2 separate regions of the Homo sapiens genome follow, and region 2 is linked to region 1. A link is a contact called in ENCODE Hi-C or POLR2A ChIA-PET data. All regions are on one chromosome and are shown on one strand. The core of a region is the stretch at or near the end of the contact, and the rest is flanking DNA. Distances in the headings are between cores, read along the strand shown.

Region 1 (7,496 bases), core at 3,522-6,021:
CTGGGGAGTGACGGACCATGTGCATGGGGCTTCTTGTTGGGGGTGACAAAAATGTTCTCAACTTAGATGATGATGGCTGCATATACTGAAAAACCATTAAACCATATTCTGTGGAAGGAAGAATTTTATGGTACGCAAATTATATCTGAATACAGTCTTAATTTTAAAAATCAAAAATATGACAGTGAATTCTTGGTCGAAAGCCAAACTGTCAAGGTGAATGGTTTTCACTGCAGCACGGCCCTCAGAGCCAGACAGGATGAGATGCCTGGGAGCCAGAGGGGCGCTCGGCTGGCATGGATGCTGCCATGACATGCAGGGGCAGCTCCTGGCGCAGGGCTGCCACACTGGCACACCTGCGTGGACACACAGGACACCAGGAAGGCTCCAGGTCTGAGTCTTTAGCAGCTGTTCAGGGTCAGGCAGCGCTCACCTGCCACAAAGCCCACAGTGCAACTTCACCTCTGGAAGCCTAGTTTTTCACCTTCTAAAGCCCATCAAGAACAGAAAGCTCCATCTGAGCCAGGGGCCTGACATCCACTTTAGGGAACATTCTGGTCCCTGTCACCAGGGGCATCCCACAGAGCCCTGCCACCACCCTGAGGTCAAGTCTCCTTTCCAGAGGGGCCCCACTGGGTGGGCGTGGCCTCCAACCCAGGCACAGGGGATGGCAGTAATGATAACGTGGAGGGTGGATCCTGCCCTGCTGTGGGAGTTGCCTGGCGCAGACCCCAGCCCAGGTGCCAGGAGACTGGCAGACGGGGGCCTGAGGGCCCTGGGAGAGCAGGTGGCTCTCGGGGAGACAAAAATGTGAGAAGCAGCTAGCGGGGGGAGGGCCAGGCCCCCAGAGGCCTCCCTGCCATGGGGACAAACATGCATAGCCATCCCTGGCAACCAGCACCTCCCACAACTTCTGGGCAAGACCAAGGGGCTGGCATCTACGTGGACCCACGTTCAGTGGAGGACGTGACAAGGTGGCCCTGGGCTTACCGGTTCCCCGAGACAGCTAACGGGCTCAAGGGAGGAGGAAACGGCACGACGTGGTCTTCTTCCTGCCAGAGAGGTCAGGTGGTCTCTGGGGCCTGCCCTGGTCCCCACATCCCCGCACGGGGGAGGCCAGCGGGAGTCGGGGCTCTGGATGGGGGCAGCCATTTGCTTGTTGAGGAGAGCAGCCACACACAGCCAGCCTGATGGTCACTGAGTGCCAATTTTGTGATTTTCATGCCATTTAGCAGATCACCAGATGAAACCTTTTCTAGAAATGTCGCCCTGCCCGGCATCAGGCCTGCCTTAGACCTCTCCATCCTGGCTGTGACTCACAGCAGCTGAATCCTGCGGAGCTATCAGGCTCAAACCCCATGGGCACCAGTGGGAGGGAGGCTCTGGAAGCCCCCGCTCAGGGGAAGAGGAAGCTGCCGCACCTATCACATCGGCTTCTCAGGACCACCCCGAGACCCTCGAACCTTCCTGCACGACATCCTTCCAATATCTGACATGAGATGAGCACCCCTCCATGTTCTGTGCACCTCAGAAAACATGGGGAGCCTCCGAGGCCACAGATGAAAGGAGAATGAAAAGCCCAGAGTGGCCCCCATCACATGACCATCCTGCTGCCTGGACCCCCATGGTGGCGCGGTGACCACCGCCTGCACTGGAAGGGACAACCCAGAACCCACGACAGATTCCGGGAACCTGCAGCCACAGGCCTGCTCACCTGGCACGGAGTTTCAAGGTGCCAGCTGAAGAAGCGGGGAAACGGGGGCTGGGACAGGTAGACGGTCCCAGAGGCCGGGCAGCAGCCACCAGACCCAGGGGCCTTGCACGGGGATCCCAGACAGAACACAACGCAGTGCCCAAGAACAGGGGCAGCGGAAACACGAGGACACGCAGCTTAAAGCAAGACACGGGGGAATGAGAAGGAGACATCCCAAACACCAGGGAGATACCAGATGCTCGAGCAGAACTTTCCAGAATAAAAACCGTTCAAAGAAATCATCCAAACGCAGTCCAGAGAAGAAGAGGGCACGATGGTGGGGACAGACACGCAGAAAAGGGGACGGCCAAATGTGCCTGGAAGGAGAGGGCGACGCAGGAGAACCTTCCAGATGTTGGGGGGGGGCCTCGCCCTGGCTTCTCATCTTCAGAGAAGCGACATCCGCAGGCCCCAACCCTCGGCTGGACCTTCCAGGCCCACGGGCAACACCACTCAGGGCCCGTGACTGCTCCCTGAGCACACAGGGCAGCCACCCAGGGCCACGCCGGTGGATCCCACCACGAACCTCAGGTCTAACATGGTGAGTCCCGATCGCCAACCAAAGCAACAGAACAAAAGCCCTGTGGTGGCCAGAACCCCGCTCCGCACAGTGGCCTGCCCCAACCCCCAGCTCACACTGGCCTGCCCCGCTCAGGCCCGAGCCCTACTGAGCCTCCGTCCTTGTGGGACTTCAGGTTCAGGTTTATTGACAAATTTGCCGGGTTCCTGCCAACCCCTGCTCTCCCGTGCACCCTGCCCAGGAGTGAAGCCCCACAGAACAGTGGCTGCTAGACAACAGCAGGCCCCACTCACCACCACCCAGAGACTGGAGGAAGTCCACGGGCCCAAATGGTGCCGACATCCTCGGCTGGGAGAGGGTGCCACTGAGACACGGCCTTTGGCTCAGCGGCCCCGCCAGGGACAGGCGTTGCTTCCTCCGAAGGGGACTCTGCACAAACTGTGCCTTCCTGCACCTTCAGGAGCCCCGCCGGCGTCAGAAGACCACCCCCACCTCCTCAAGGTTCCTAAAAGCCACAGGCCCTCACGTCCTCCCCAGCAGGGGCACAGGCAGAGGACACTGCCTGGTACCAGGCCTTCCTCTCTCCCTCCCTTAGGCAAGGGTCATGTCCACACACCCAGGTGGGCACCGCATCTGAAAAGGACCTGTGGGTGATGACCACAGCCCAGAGACAGCTGTGGCCAGGTACACACCCCTCCATCAGAGCTGCCCCCACACTGCTACGGCTCCCCAGGGGGTGTGGGCTACACAGCTAGGAAGGAGGAGCTCTCGAGGTGGGGTCTCCACCTGGCTGCAGTCAGTTCTGAGTGTGACCCCAGCCTGGCCCACAGCAGGTCCCTGATGAACGTCTGCTAGATGAAGGGTCACCCCACTGCTCAGTCCTTCATGGGGCACCCAGGGCAGCCCACTGCGGTCACCCTACCATGCAGCACAGCTCAGAGCTTCTACAGGCAAAGCCCCACCCCAAAGCCTGGACAAACTCCAAAAGCCCGAACCCCAAAAGCCCAAGGTGGGCTGTGCTCTCCTACGTGGCAACTCCCGTGCAGCCCTGAGCAGGGCAAGGAGGCGTGGGGACTCCTCTCCGGGGACTGGCAGAAGCTCGCGCTGAGGCACTCTAGAGACAAACCCTGCTGAGACCATCGCTGTCTCCTCCAGGTGCACCCCCAAATACCCTCACTCAAGAATCGGCTCACGTGAGCTATGGGCCTTCTCTGAAGATTTCACGGTTCAAGAAATTATAAAGCTATTTTTGTAAGTGCCATTAATATTTCACACATGATAATTCACTTTTCATATTGGGCTTAAATTAACCTATTTTCTGATTATTGTGGCACAGAGGAAACAGATTGAATCTGCAAGACAACCCCAAGCCCCAAAATGAAGTGAGAATACCAGCTTTAAAGGTTCACTCGGATTTTTCTTTCGCTTAAGTAGGTCATCTTTGCTGTTACTTTAGCGCTGTTGATGACAAAAAGCCAAATCTTTCTAAGGAAACTGAGTAGCAATTAGTAGCGCTCCCTCGGGGCCTTGGCACTGGCCCTCTTCCTCATGCCCCAGGGGGCCCCCCCACAATGCCAGAGCCAAGGGGCATCAAAACACAAAGACCCATCCATCCAGGGGGGAAGGTGCTGGAAGGAGGGTGGGGGCTGCAGAGACTGAGGGGGTGGGGGAGGGCCCAGCTTCTGTTCTGGTCCAGCTGCTGTCCCGGGGAGGGCTCCCTCTGCAGCCCCAACCTTGCTGGGGTTCTCCTGGGACCTCGGTCTGAGGCGTCCACCAGGGGCCAATGGCCAGGCAGTGCTGCCATGGGCTCCATGACGACCCTAGATGTGTGTGCTGACCCCGGGAAGTCTGGCCCCACTCTTCTCACCCTCCCCATCCAGCCTGAGCCCTGCACTCAGCCTCGAACCACAGACCCCAGATTTGAAACCAGCCTGATGACACTGGGGCCGACCACAAAGGAGTGGCCACACAGCCCTGCAAAACCTCACTTTCGGAATCCGAAAATTAGCCAGAGGTCCCCCAGGGGACACACTGGGGCGAATGTATCGTTCTTTTCCTCCGATGCTACTGAAGGTAAATGCTGAAATAGCTTAAAAGAATAAACAGACTCCCAAGAACAGCAAGCTGGCATGAGCATCCCCAGCGCCTGCATTCGCAGCTCGTCTGGGTCCCCTCGCTGCTTCAGTTCTGGGGTGAGGGTGAACGGGGTCTGCTCCCTCCCCGGACGCTCCTGCCAGCGACTGGCTGGTGGGAGGCGCGGCCCGTAATGGCCGCCTGGCTGCCTGCCACCCTCGCCAAAGATTGAGGGAGACAAACAGGCCTTTCCATCCAGAATGAGAGGAAACGCTGCAGAAAGAGAAAAATGCGGAACACAGAAGCGGCACAGGATGCTGCGGTCGCGGTTCTTGGAAGGCTGATTCACCAAGAATCGGACTCAATTAAGAGTGTTTCGTAAGAGCGGCAGGAGGGGGTGACAATGCGTCCTGCCATCCCCGGCTTTACAGGACGGCTCCGCAAGCCCAACCCTCACCCAAGCGCTAGCTGGGGCAGAAGGGGCCCTCAGACCAGTGAAGTATCTCAGCAGGTGCCCTCTTCCTCCTCCTCCTCCTGCCTACAAGACCTCAAACCACAGAAGGCATCGCTTGCCCCCAGCGCTGGCCCAGACACACGGCAGCGCACAGAAAACTCTGGGGGAGCCCCTGATGAGGTCAGAAGCTCTGACGACCCCAGCCCACCCGCCAACTGTTGTTCTGGGGCTGGTCTCTCTCCCCTGGTGTCTGGAAGCAAAGGCCCTGGGGCCTCATCTCAGATGCCCAGAAACACGTGCAGCACCAAACAGCCAGAGAGGTGCTCAGGCTGAGCAGTGCAGGGTGGCGGCTGTGTCCCCTCAGTTCCCAAGTGTCCCGCACAGAAGGCTGGCCTACCCCCAATCAGCTCACATCCACACTGCAGTCAAGAGTCCCCATCACAGCCACACCCTCACAGCTGCTCCCTGCCTGTGCCCTGGAGGCCCTCTCAAGAGGCTGAGAAGTAGCCTCTTCCCAGGAGCCCCGGGACTTGCCTGGGGCAAAGGCTCTGCCGGGGGCAGCCCAGGGCTGCCCTGCCTGATCTCTTAAGACCAAGGACTCCACCCCTTACAACCAACATCACCCTTGCCTTACCGACTCCCTCCCCACTCTAGGAACATCCCTGACCAACAGGGACCCCCGGCGCCACACAAGAGGGCAAGGGTCTCTGTGCTAGGGCACAAACAGCCATCCTAAGACCTTGAGGAAAGACTCCAAGGAGGGGGCTGTGGAGGTGGCATGTCCTGGAGCAACGTGGCCTGGAGGCGCCTCCTGCACCCCCTCTGTGGAGTGGCAAGCACCCCATGCTCACCCTGGCCAGGCCACCCCTTCCCTCTGCCCAGTCAGCCCAGCCAGGTGCTGCCCAGAGGGAGGCCAGGCCAGCCAGGCTCTTGGTGGAAGAGGACAACCCCTTCTCTGCTGTTTCCAAACCTCATCAGGGACGTCAACCCAGATGCTGCTGTGGGGCCAAACTGAGAGCTGTGGTCATCTCAAAAGGCTGGACAAGAAGCACACGGTGGGCTCGGGGGAGGGGAGAGCCGCTACAGCCAGCCCCGGGAGCACGACCTGTGCTGCACCCCCACCCCCACGATCTTGGTTCTCCTGCCCTGCCCTGCACCCCCCCACCCCCACGATCTTGGTTCTCCTGCCCTGCCCTGCACCCCCACCCCGATCTTGGTTCTCCTGCCCTGCCCTGCACCCCCCCACCCCCACGATCTTGGTTCTCCTGCCCTGCCCTGCGCGGGGCTCGGGGTTGGTGTAGCTCTGCAGTGCCACATTTGATCTTAGAGGAGGGGCCTCACAAAGTGGCCACGTGGTGACCAGCCCTCGAAGACTGGCTGGCAGGAGAGGTGGCCTGTAATGGGCATCTGGCCGCCTGCCACCCTCACCGAAGAGGGATGAAGACAAACAGCCATGGCCACTGAGACAGGTGTCAAGTCCTGACAGAGAGGAGGCAGGAGGGCCACCTCCGGGTCTCTGAGCTCCCTGCCTAGAGAGGCTCAACATAACAGAGGAGCTGCATCTCTAGCCTCTGCCTTCTGTGTGCTTTCTCACCAACCACTGCTCCTCGGGGAGGGGCAGCTGGGTCCTGAGGGCCTGAGCCACCAGGTCTCCTGCAGAACATGACCTTCCCCCAGCTCCACTTCCCGGGTGGGTGCAGCAAGCTGACCACACTGACAGCTCAGTGACAGGTGCATGCGATTCGGGAAAACCAGGCGGCACCGGGGACCTGCAGGAAGAGCGAGGCAGCTCCCGTCACCTGGAGGGGACCTGTCACCCAGCAGGCCCAAGGGTGGCTTCTGTGCACACCACTGCAGGCCTCACACACGTGGCGGGGGGAGGGGGTAGTTTTTGGAAGAGGGGATCAAAGGATGAAGACGAACTTGGTACCTGAGACAAGGTCCCCACCCCCACTATCACCAGCCTGAGGGCACTGCCATGACCCCAAAAATGCCAGCAGGCCAACAACAGCCCACCTCAGGCTAGTTTCATCCATGTGTGGAGGTGACCCACAGACAGCCACTGCCAGCTGACTCTGTGGCCAACCAAGGCCACTCAGGACAAGGGAAGGGAGCAGAGAACACATCCCACGACTCCCAGAGCAAAACCACCTGGGGGTCTCACGCGCATGCAAACAAATGTGCACGCACGAGCAAAGACAACTGTCTGCCTCTGAAAAGAGCCACTCCCACAGGAAACGACGACAACCAATCGTGTTCTCACTCCTAACCTCAAAATAAAACCGAATTCAGGGATCGGAACATGTACCTTTAAGTAAACAGCCCTGCTGGGCACAGTGGCTCATGCCTGTAATCTCAGCACTTTGGGAGACCAAGTCAGGTAGATCACCTGAGGTTAGGAGTTAGAGACCAGCCTGGCCCATGTGGAGAAACCCTGTCTCTACTAAAAATACAAAAATTAGCTGGGAATGGTGGTGCACACCTGTAATCCCAGCTATTTGGGAGGCTGAGGCGGGTGGATCACCTGAGGTCAGAAGTTCGAGACCAGCCTGGCCCATGTGGAGAAACCCCATCTCTACTAAATACAAAAATTAGCCAGGCGTGGTGGCACACGCCTGTGATCCCAGCTACTTGGGAGGCTGAGGCAGGAGAATCACTTGAACCCGGGAGGTGGAGGTTGGGGTGAGCCGAGATCG
Region 2 (7,496 bases), core at 3,563-6,062, 240 kb before region 1:
GATTCATTGCCTCAAAGTGGCTGCGGGCACTCAGCTCAGTTGGCCAGGTACCGGGGTTATTAGCTCATCCCATGGACCGGTGGTTGGGGGCGGGGGGCTAGGGCTGGCATGGCCTCTGATCCTCAAGTCTGCCACCTGGCACCCACTCCCTACCCACTGGCAAAATGCCAGAGGAAAGCAAGCCCTACAAGTGCCCTGGCTGCCAGAGAGACTAGGTGGAGCTGTGGCATGCATAAACAGTGGCCACAGCAAGCATGCCAAGAGCCGAGGCCTCCCGAGCTGCGTGGACACTGTAGTCAGATCCCTGGCCAGATAGGGGTGGGGAGAGGCCCCTGAGGGACACCTGCCAGCTCGTGGAGCAGCCCCAGTGCTGCTGTGGGTTACAGTGCTCCTGGGAGGACAGGGTGCAGGAAGCGGGGAGAGCTGCCGGGTGCCCGGCTCCGCGGGGAGAGCTGCCGGGTGCCGGGCTCCACGTGGAGCACGGGCCCCAGCTTCCTGGAGCTGCCCGGAGCCCAGCCAGGAAGGCACAAGGCCCATTTTCTAGGTCTGGAGAAGTCAGGAGTCCCAGGTGACAGTCAGGGGGCTTGTAATATAGGCACGTAGGACTGATCCTAAGAGCGTCGCCCCCTCTGTCCCCCTCCCCTGGAGGGGCAGCAGGTCCCAGTCAGGGAAGGTGCCCATCCCCCAGGAAGCCGTGGCACTTGTTCATTCTACAGTTTTTCCCTTATCTGCTCCTACGGCCTCTGCCAGCCAGCAGTGGGAAGCCGCTGGGGAGAGGCAGGGGAGGGGAGCGGAGGGGAGGGCGGGGGAGGGGGCCCTCCTTCCTGCCCCCCTCCCGTTTGGCGGCCTGGGAAAAGGCAGCATATTGAGGCGCGGGGCTCCCGGCATCAGGCCCCGGGATGCTAATGAGGGCGAGCGCGTTCCCACAGCCCGGACATTGTGCCGCGCGGCCCACCTGCTCCTTGGGGAGCGCCCATTGTGCCCGCGCCAATTCACAGGCAATTTAGCGTGCGCTAATGGGCCGGCGCCTTTGTGCGGCCCGCCCGGCCATTGGCCGCGGAGTGTGGGAACGGCCGCGGCGCCCGGACTCCAGGCGCCAGGCCGCCGCCCGCGCCTATATAGGGCGTCGGCGCGCGGGGCCGGTGTCCGCGCCAGCCCGGGACGCGCTTGGCCTTGCCCGCGCCCGCTCGCCTCGTCTCGCCCGGCCTCCCCGCGTCGCCTCGTCGCCTGTTCCGCGCCAGGCATGGCCCCCAGCACTGTGGCCGTGGAGCTGCTCAGCCCCAAAGAGAAAAACCGAGTAAGTACCAGACTCGCCCGGCGCGCTGTCCCCGCGGCCTCCGGTCCTCGGGGGTCCCTGCGCCGTGCCGGGCCAGCCTGACACCCCCTCCTCCCGCAGCTGCGGAAGCCGGTGGTGGAGAAGATGCGCCGCGACCGCATCAACAGCAGCATCGAGCAGCTGAAGCTGCTGCTGGAGCAGGAGTTCGCGCGGCACCAGCCCAACTCCAAGCTGGAGAAGGCCGACATCCTGGAGATGGCTGTCAGCTACCTGAAGCACAGCAAAGGTGAGCGCGCCCGGGCCCCCCGCGCCCCGAGTTCCCACCGCGCCCCGGCTCCCCCGCGCCCCGCCGCCCGCTCACCGCCGCCGCGTCTCCCCGCAGCCTTCGTCGCCGCCGCCGGCCCCAAGAGCCTGCACCAGGACTACAGCGAAGGCTACTCGTGGTGCCTGCAGGAGGCCGTGCAGTTCCTGACGCTCCACGCCGCCAGCGACACGCAGATGAAGCTGCTGTACCACTTCCAGCGGCCCCCGGCCGCGCCCGCCGCGCCCGCCAAGGAGCCCAAGGCGCCGGGCGCCGCGCCCCCGCCCGCGCTCTCCGCCAAGGCCACCGCCGCCGCCGCCGCCGCGCACCAGCCCGCCTGCGGCCTCTGGCGGCCCTGGTGACCCGGCGGGACCTGCGGGCGCGCGGCCCGACGACCAGAGGGCGAGCCTGCTCCTCTCGCCTGTAGGGAAGCGCCTTCCCGCCGTCGTCCGCCCCGGGCTTGGACGCGCCCTTCTCCGGAAGGCTCTGGCCCCAAGCTGGCCGGCCCGCAGGAGCCCCATTCTCAGAGAATGTGTGTGCAGAGTCCCTGCCGTTTTAGGACAATCAGGGCCCATCTTCTGCCAAGTGTCTGACCCCATGGGGTTGTTCTGTGTTTGCATTTAAGCAAGTGACTTCTGGGAAGTCCCCGGCCGCCCGGGGTTCTATGATATTTGTAGTGCCGGGGCTCGCACACTGCTGCCCCCAGCCTGTAGAGGACTTTCTTCAGGGCCCGTAGCTGCTGGGCGTACCCCTGGCAGGCGGGCTGTGCCGCGGGCACATTTGCCTTTTGTGAAGGCCGAACTCGAGCTGTATCCTCATAGGAAACAGTGATCACCCCGGACGGGCGTCCAGGACCCTGAGGGCCATGGCCAAAAGGCTCCTGAGTGTGCCTGGTGGTCTGGCTGGGGCTCACGGTGGGCTGTCTGGGGAGGGTGGGTGCCTCCACTATGATCCTTAAAGGATTCCTCTGTGTGGGTGGATGCGTGTGGGCACGACTTTGTACTCAGAAATTGAACTCTCAGTCACGTGGAAGCCACGGGACTGCTCCGAAGCCGCCATAATAAAATCTGATTGTTCAGCCCCCAACACAGTGTCGTCTGCTGTGCCTCACGCCTGTCCTTGGCAGCCATGGAGCGGGTCTGCAGGGGTGAAGGGGAATGGGCAGGGCCATGGTAGCAGTTAAGCAGGGAGGGACCCCTGCCAGTGGCCCCCTGGACCCCGGAAGAAGGGTGGGGTCCTTGCTCCGGAAGAACAGGGGGAGGGAGGGATGGAGGGAAAGCAGGTGAGGGGCAGGGGCAGGGGGAGGTGGGCTGGAGGGGTGGACATGGTCGGAGCCCTGGGTCTCCCCCCGCCCAGGCCTTTCACTAGCTTCCGGAAGGTAGGGGTGGGGCAAGGTGACAGCGCAGGACCTTAGGCTGTGTCCACTGAGAGGCGACCCAGGGCCACAGCCCGCAGTAGATCTGTTGCTACAGCCAAAGGGGCTTGGCCCTGGGCCAAACAGGAGAAAACATTTGCCCCGAGTTGCTGCTGCACACTCCCACGGCCTGCAGCGCCAGTCCTGGCATGGGCTCCGGGGACACCTGCCCGCTGGCCACCGTGCCAAGGCAGGATCTGGCAGTCCTGGCAGGAGCCTGCACGGGGCCATCCCTTGCCTCAGAAAGGGCATGTATTTTTAGGCAGGCCACAGGGTGTTGGCTGAGTCTGCAAGAACTGAGGCCTGTGGCTCCCAGGGACCAGCTCCCAAGGGGCAAAATCCATCCAGCAAGGATTGGGCCGGAGTGGGCCGCATTCCCACCCCCGCTGAATGGTAGCCCCGTGTGTGGGCCTGCCCTGCCTGCTCCTTCCTGCTCAGCCCCTCTCGCTCCGCTCAGCCTTCAGCCCCTTTCTGGCTACTCCACAGGCAGTCTAGACAGGGTCCCCCCACCAGACCAACCCAGTGCCTGCCAGTGGTCCCTACCGAGCCCCGGGGTATGGTGGGCAGAGGACAGGGAAGGCCCCCATTCACCTGCATGTTTCCCGCATGTTCAGTGGGCACACAGGTGGGCGCCCCTCATGGAGGGCACCTCCTGCCAGCCTGGCCCATGGCACACCATGCTGCCAGGGGTCTGAGCTGCCAGAGGTCTAAGCCGCCTGGGGTGTGCTCCACTCTTCCACCCAGGCCTCCCTGGGGCAGGCTCCCCCTCCAGAGCCACACACCCACCCCCTTGGAAGACACAGGCAAGGATGCCTCCTCCCTGAAGGCTTGCCCTGCGCACACAGATGCATTATCCCTGGAGTTTGTGCCGCCCCACAGGCCTGTGCTCCCAGGAGCCCTGCCAGGCAGCTGGTGGCATTCTCCACGTGCAGACAGAGGCTGAGGGCCAGAGACATGCAGTAATGACCCCGGGTTACCCGGGAGGGGCTGATCTGTCTGCTTCCAACACTGGGCTTTTTCCCAAGGCGCCCAGAGCCTCTGGAGAAGACGCATCTCTTCATGCCAGCAGGGCTTCCCAGCCACTCACCCTGGAACCCTGGCCTGCCCCACCTATACCCCTGTCCTGGCTCCAGCTGCTTCCAAGGCTTGTTCCTGCAGCCTCCCAGGCACCTGTCTTGCCCACAGGCAGCCTGCCTGGCTTCCCCCGACCACAGCACTTTCCACGGATCGCCATTACAGCACACATCTTCCCTACCCGCAGGTGCATGCCAGGCTGGGGCTCCTCCCAGGTGGGGCAGGGTTCCCCACTCCTCTGGTTTGCATGGGACTTTTAACATTGAAAGTCCCACGCCCCTGGGAAGCCAGGATTGAGTCACCCTAGCAAAGAGCGCATCACATTCGCCCTGGCGTGCAGGGCCAAGCTTACAGCAGGCACTCGCTGAAGGGCAGGGCTCTCTGACAGTCTGCAGACCCACGTGCCCCCTTAGAAGCAGGTGGGCGGCCTCTGCGGCCTCCCTCAGCAGGGCTCAGAGCACTTGAGTTAAGCCTGTGGACAGCGCGGTAAAAGAACATCAGTCCAGATGTTCTGTGCTGATGCGCGATCTCTGGAGGATAACCGCCCGCCCGCCCGCAGCCCCGGGCCTCTCGGACCCCTGCCCAGCACTGGCCCTAGCTCGCCCTGTAGCGGCCGAGACCTCAGAGGCCGGGGGTGGGGGAGGGAAGGGGCGGGGCCGGCGCCTCATTAACATAATCTATGCGAGGGGGCGTTTGGCAGTCAAATATATGCGCATATATCTCCATGGCTGATGAGCTGGCCGGGCACTTTCAAAATGGCGGAGTGTGGAGCGAGCGGCAGCGGGAGCAGCGGGGACAGTCTGGACAAGAGCATCACGCTGCCCCCCGACGAGATCTTCCGCAACCTGGAGAACGCCAAGCGCTTCGCCATCGACATAGGTAGCCGCAGGCCGGGCGCCGGGCGCGGGCTGCGGGGGCGGGCGGGGCGCCGGCGGTGGGCCGGCGAGCGGGGGCGGCGGGAAGGACGAAGGGCGGGGGCGCGGGCCTCGCGCACAGCCTCACGGGCCTTGTAGTCCGCGGGCCCGCGCACAGCCTCACGGGCCTTGTAGTCCGCAGGGTCGCTGATGCGCGGGCTCGGGGCGACGGCCGGACTACAGCTACCGGCAGGCGCCGCAGGGACCAGAGCGGGGCCTGCCGGGCCTGGTAGTTCGCGCGGCCGTCCTGGGTGGCTGGGGGCCGGGGTCCAGCGTTACCCGCCGCGAGGTGGGAGGGTCGGCGGAATTTTATGTCTTCGGCCACATCGGCATCTGGGCGCCCCGGCTCCGCCGCTTGGCTGGTGGCTGGCCTGAGATTTGGGGTCCTTAGTTCTGGTCGAGACGAGGACGAGCTCGGCGGGAAGCCCTTGGCAGAGTGGCCCCGAAAAGGCCGCGCGTTCCCGCGGCGTGGCCAGCTGTGGCCCGCGGGCCGGACAGTCCGTGCACAGGCCCCGCTCTCTGGAGAGTGGACGCCGGGCGTGAGTTCAGGCGGCCGTGGACGTGGGACCTGGGAACTCGTGCCTCTGGTTTAAAAGCCACCCGTGCCTTCCGTGGCCTTTAAGGCGGCCTGCACTTCTGCCCTGGCCTCTCCAGGGTCCGCTGCAGACCCTCCTGCCTGATGGCTGTGCTCTCAGTAATGACGGCGGGCCAGGCTCTGTTCTAGACCTTTTTCCCACGCTCCTGACTCCCGGACACCTCCCAGCCACCTCTAGGGGAGGAACGCGAATTACTCCCTTTTCGCAGATGAGGATACCAAGCCCCAGAAAGGTGAACTAATTTGCCCAGGGTCATCGGGCTAGAAAGTGGCAGAACCAGGATTTGAACCAGCCACTCCCTGCTCTCCTACTCTGCCCATGTTTCAGGCATGAGGGCTTCCTGGGGGCAGCTTCACCTGGAGAAACCCCCCTTGAATAGCCGCTGCGGCTTCACATACCTCTCCCTCTTAGCACTCATCTCGGTCGTAGGCTGAGTCTGCTTGTGTGTGAATCCCACAAGAGCAGCGGTGTGTCTTGTAGCCCCAGCCCCCGAAAAGGATGCCCAACCTGTCTTTGCCGCCCAGTAAATACTGGGATGAATGGGCCTGCCGCTGACTGCTTCCCACCTCCCTGGAAAAGCTGGGACTCAGAGAGACCCAGGCCATTCCCTCTGAGCTGTGTGCTCCTGGTGCATCTGACATGTTTGCTGCTGTGGTGTCCTCGGGGTTGTTGGTGTCATCATCTCTCTGAGATGTCCAGCCAGGGAAGGGTGTCCTCTAGGGAAGTGGGGGGCGATGAGAATGGAAGTAGCTATAGGTCCTGGCTCCCACCTTTCAGTGAGCTTATGGGAGGCAATGCTTCTTAGGGGGTGTGGCCTGGTGCCAGGTATGAGAACGTGTGAGTAGCATCTTTAGGGACCGCTGATAGGACTTGGGACTGACTGGTTATTGGGCTGCAGGTGCTGAGCTTGCAGCCCTAGCCTAGGGGATTGTCTACCGCAGGCCTCACCAGAGGCTCCCCAGCCATGCTTCCCAGCCTTCTGAGACCTTGAGGCCCGGTAGAGCGTGTGCTCTGCAAGGTTCTGCTGCCCTTACACTGGGGGATTCTGTTACTGGAAGCAAGTCGGGATTAAATGTTTCTGAAATGCAATTGCAGTTGACCTGCATAAGTCACTTGGGGAATGGCCAGGAGAACAGGGCTCACCGTGGATGTTCTGTGTGGCCCCGAGAGGCCAGTGAAGCCGCAGAGCTGGGGCTGTCCAGGAAGGGCTGTCGCAGCCCTAGAGGGCCCTGGAGTACCAGCCTGTTCTCCAGGCTGAGCCCAGGGGGTTTCTTGGTAGAAGGATACTCTAAGAGGTCTGTTTAGTGCTGGTATTTATTTCCCCTCTTCAAAGTTTCTCCCTGCGTCTGGGTCCTGTGTCTCTGGTTCTTAAGAGGACCTGTTGACTGATACTGAGAGACCTTTTGTTTGTTACTCCTGACCGAGCTGCTGGGAGGCCACGCTCAGGGTGGGGTGTCTTCAACCCAGGAACCCTCAAAGCCAAAGTGCTTGTCAACAGTGTTGTTTAAAAGCAGGCTTCTCCCATTTCCTCTTCCCTTGCCTGTGTCTGGATCTAGGAAAGCTCACCTGCCCTGTGTTCTGGCAAGCTGTTTTCCTCTCGATGGGACGCTGATGTCTGCTGAGCAGATTCACCTCTTTGAAAGCAGCAGGGACGTTGTATTTCTCAAAACATACTGCAGCTTCGATCTGATTTTAGGTTTCTGCGGGCTGTGGGGAGGGTTCCTCAGAGGCAGGTGAGACAGGAAGGGGCCACGGGGCGGTGGTGTCTGCTTGGCTGTCCTGCCCTCCATTGGTGCCCAAAGAGGAAACACAGGACCAGAGAGAATGGCAGAGGGGATGGGGCCTGTGGGACAGGGAGAACTAGAAGGCCATGGCTCAGATGTGAAGAGCACAGGTGACCAAACCTCTGGGAAGCCCCCTT

What was found. A loop is a pair of places that touch in the nucleus more often than their neighbours do. ChIA-PET counts read pairs that join two places held with the same protein, here RNA polymerase II (POLR2A). Pooled maps may share reads with other maps.
Region 2: a map of naive thymus-derived CD4-positive, alpha-beta T cell shows a loop between it and region 1 (2.9-fold over the local background). The contact joins the promoter of PANK4 here to the enhancer-like site in region 1. A Hi-C loop is called at or near these places in 1 of 168 maps with a recorded cell type or tissue (naive thymus-derived CD4-positive, alpha-beta T cell), 6 of 37 single-sample maps with no recorded cell type and 9 of 50 pooled maps. POLR2A ChIA-PET finds 5 or more read pairs at or near these places in 1 of 52 experiments (GM10248).

The regions. Positions count from the first base shown.
Region 1 is chr1:2,288,051-2,295,546 of GRCh38, reverse strand. The region is part of intron 1 of SKI (SKI proto-oncogene); the gene reads right to left. Among named protein-coding and RNA genes, the nearest start is that of SKI, 63 kb to the right of the region's middle. RefSeq lists enhancers at 1,012-1,512, 1,753-2,663, 4,035-4,084. Within about 2 kb of position 4,771, at least 32 of the 41 ENCODE cell types and tissues checked have a DNase peak (open chromatin) inside an H3K27ac peak, as active enhancers do.
Region 2 is chr1:2,523,912-2,531,407 of GRCh38, reverse strand. It overlaps PANK4 (pantothenate kinase 4 (inactive)), which reads left to right and starts at 4,812. Exons shown (of 19, transcript NM_018216.4): 1 at 4,812-4,944. The coding sequence starts at 4,821. It overlaps HES5 (hes family bHLH transcription factor 5), which reads left to right and starts at 1,145. Exons shown (of 3, transcript NM_001010926.4): 1 at 1,145-1,297; 2 at 1,397-1,562; 3 at 1,659-2,663. The coding sequence starts at 1,244. The coding sequence ends at 1,939. RefSeq lists enhancers at 885-1,388, 1,903-2,622, 2,623-3,343, 4,065-4,785, 7,305-7,496.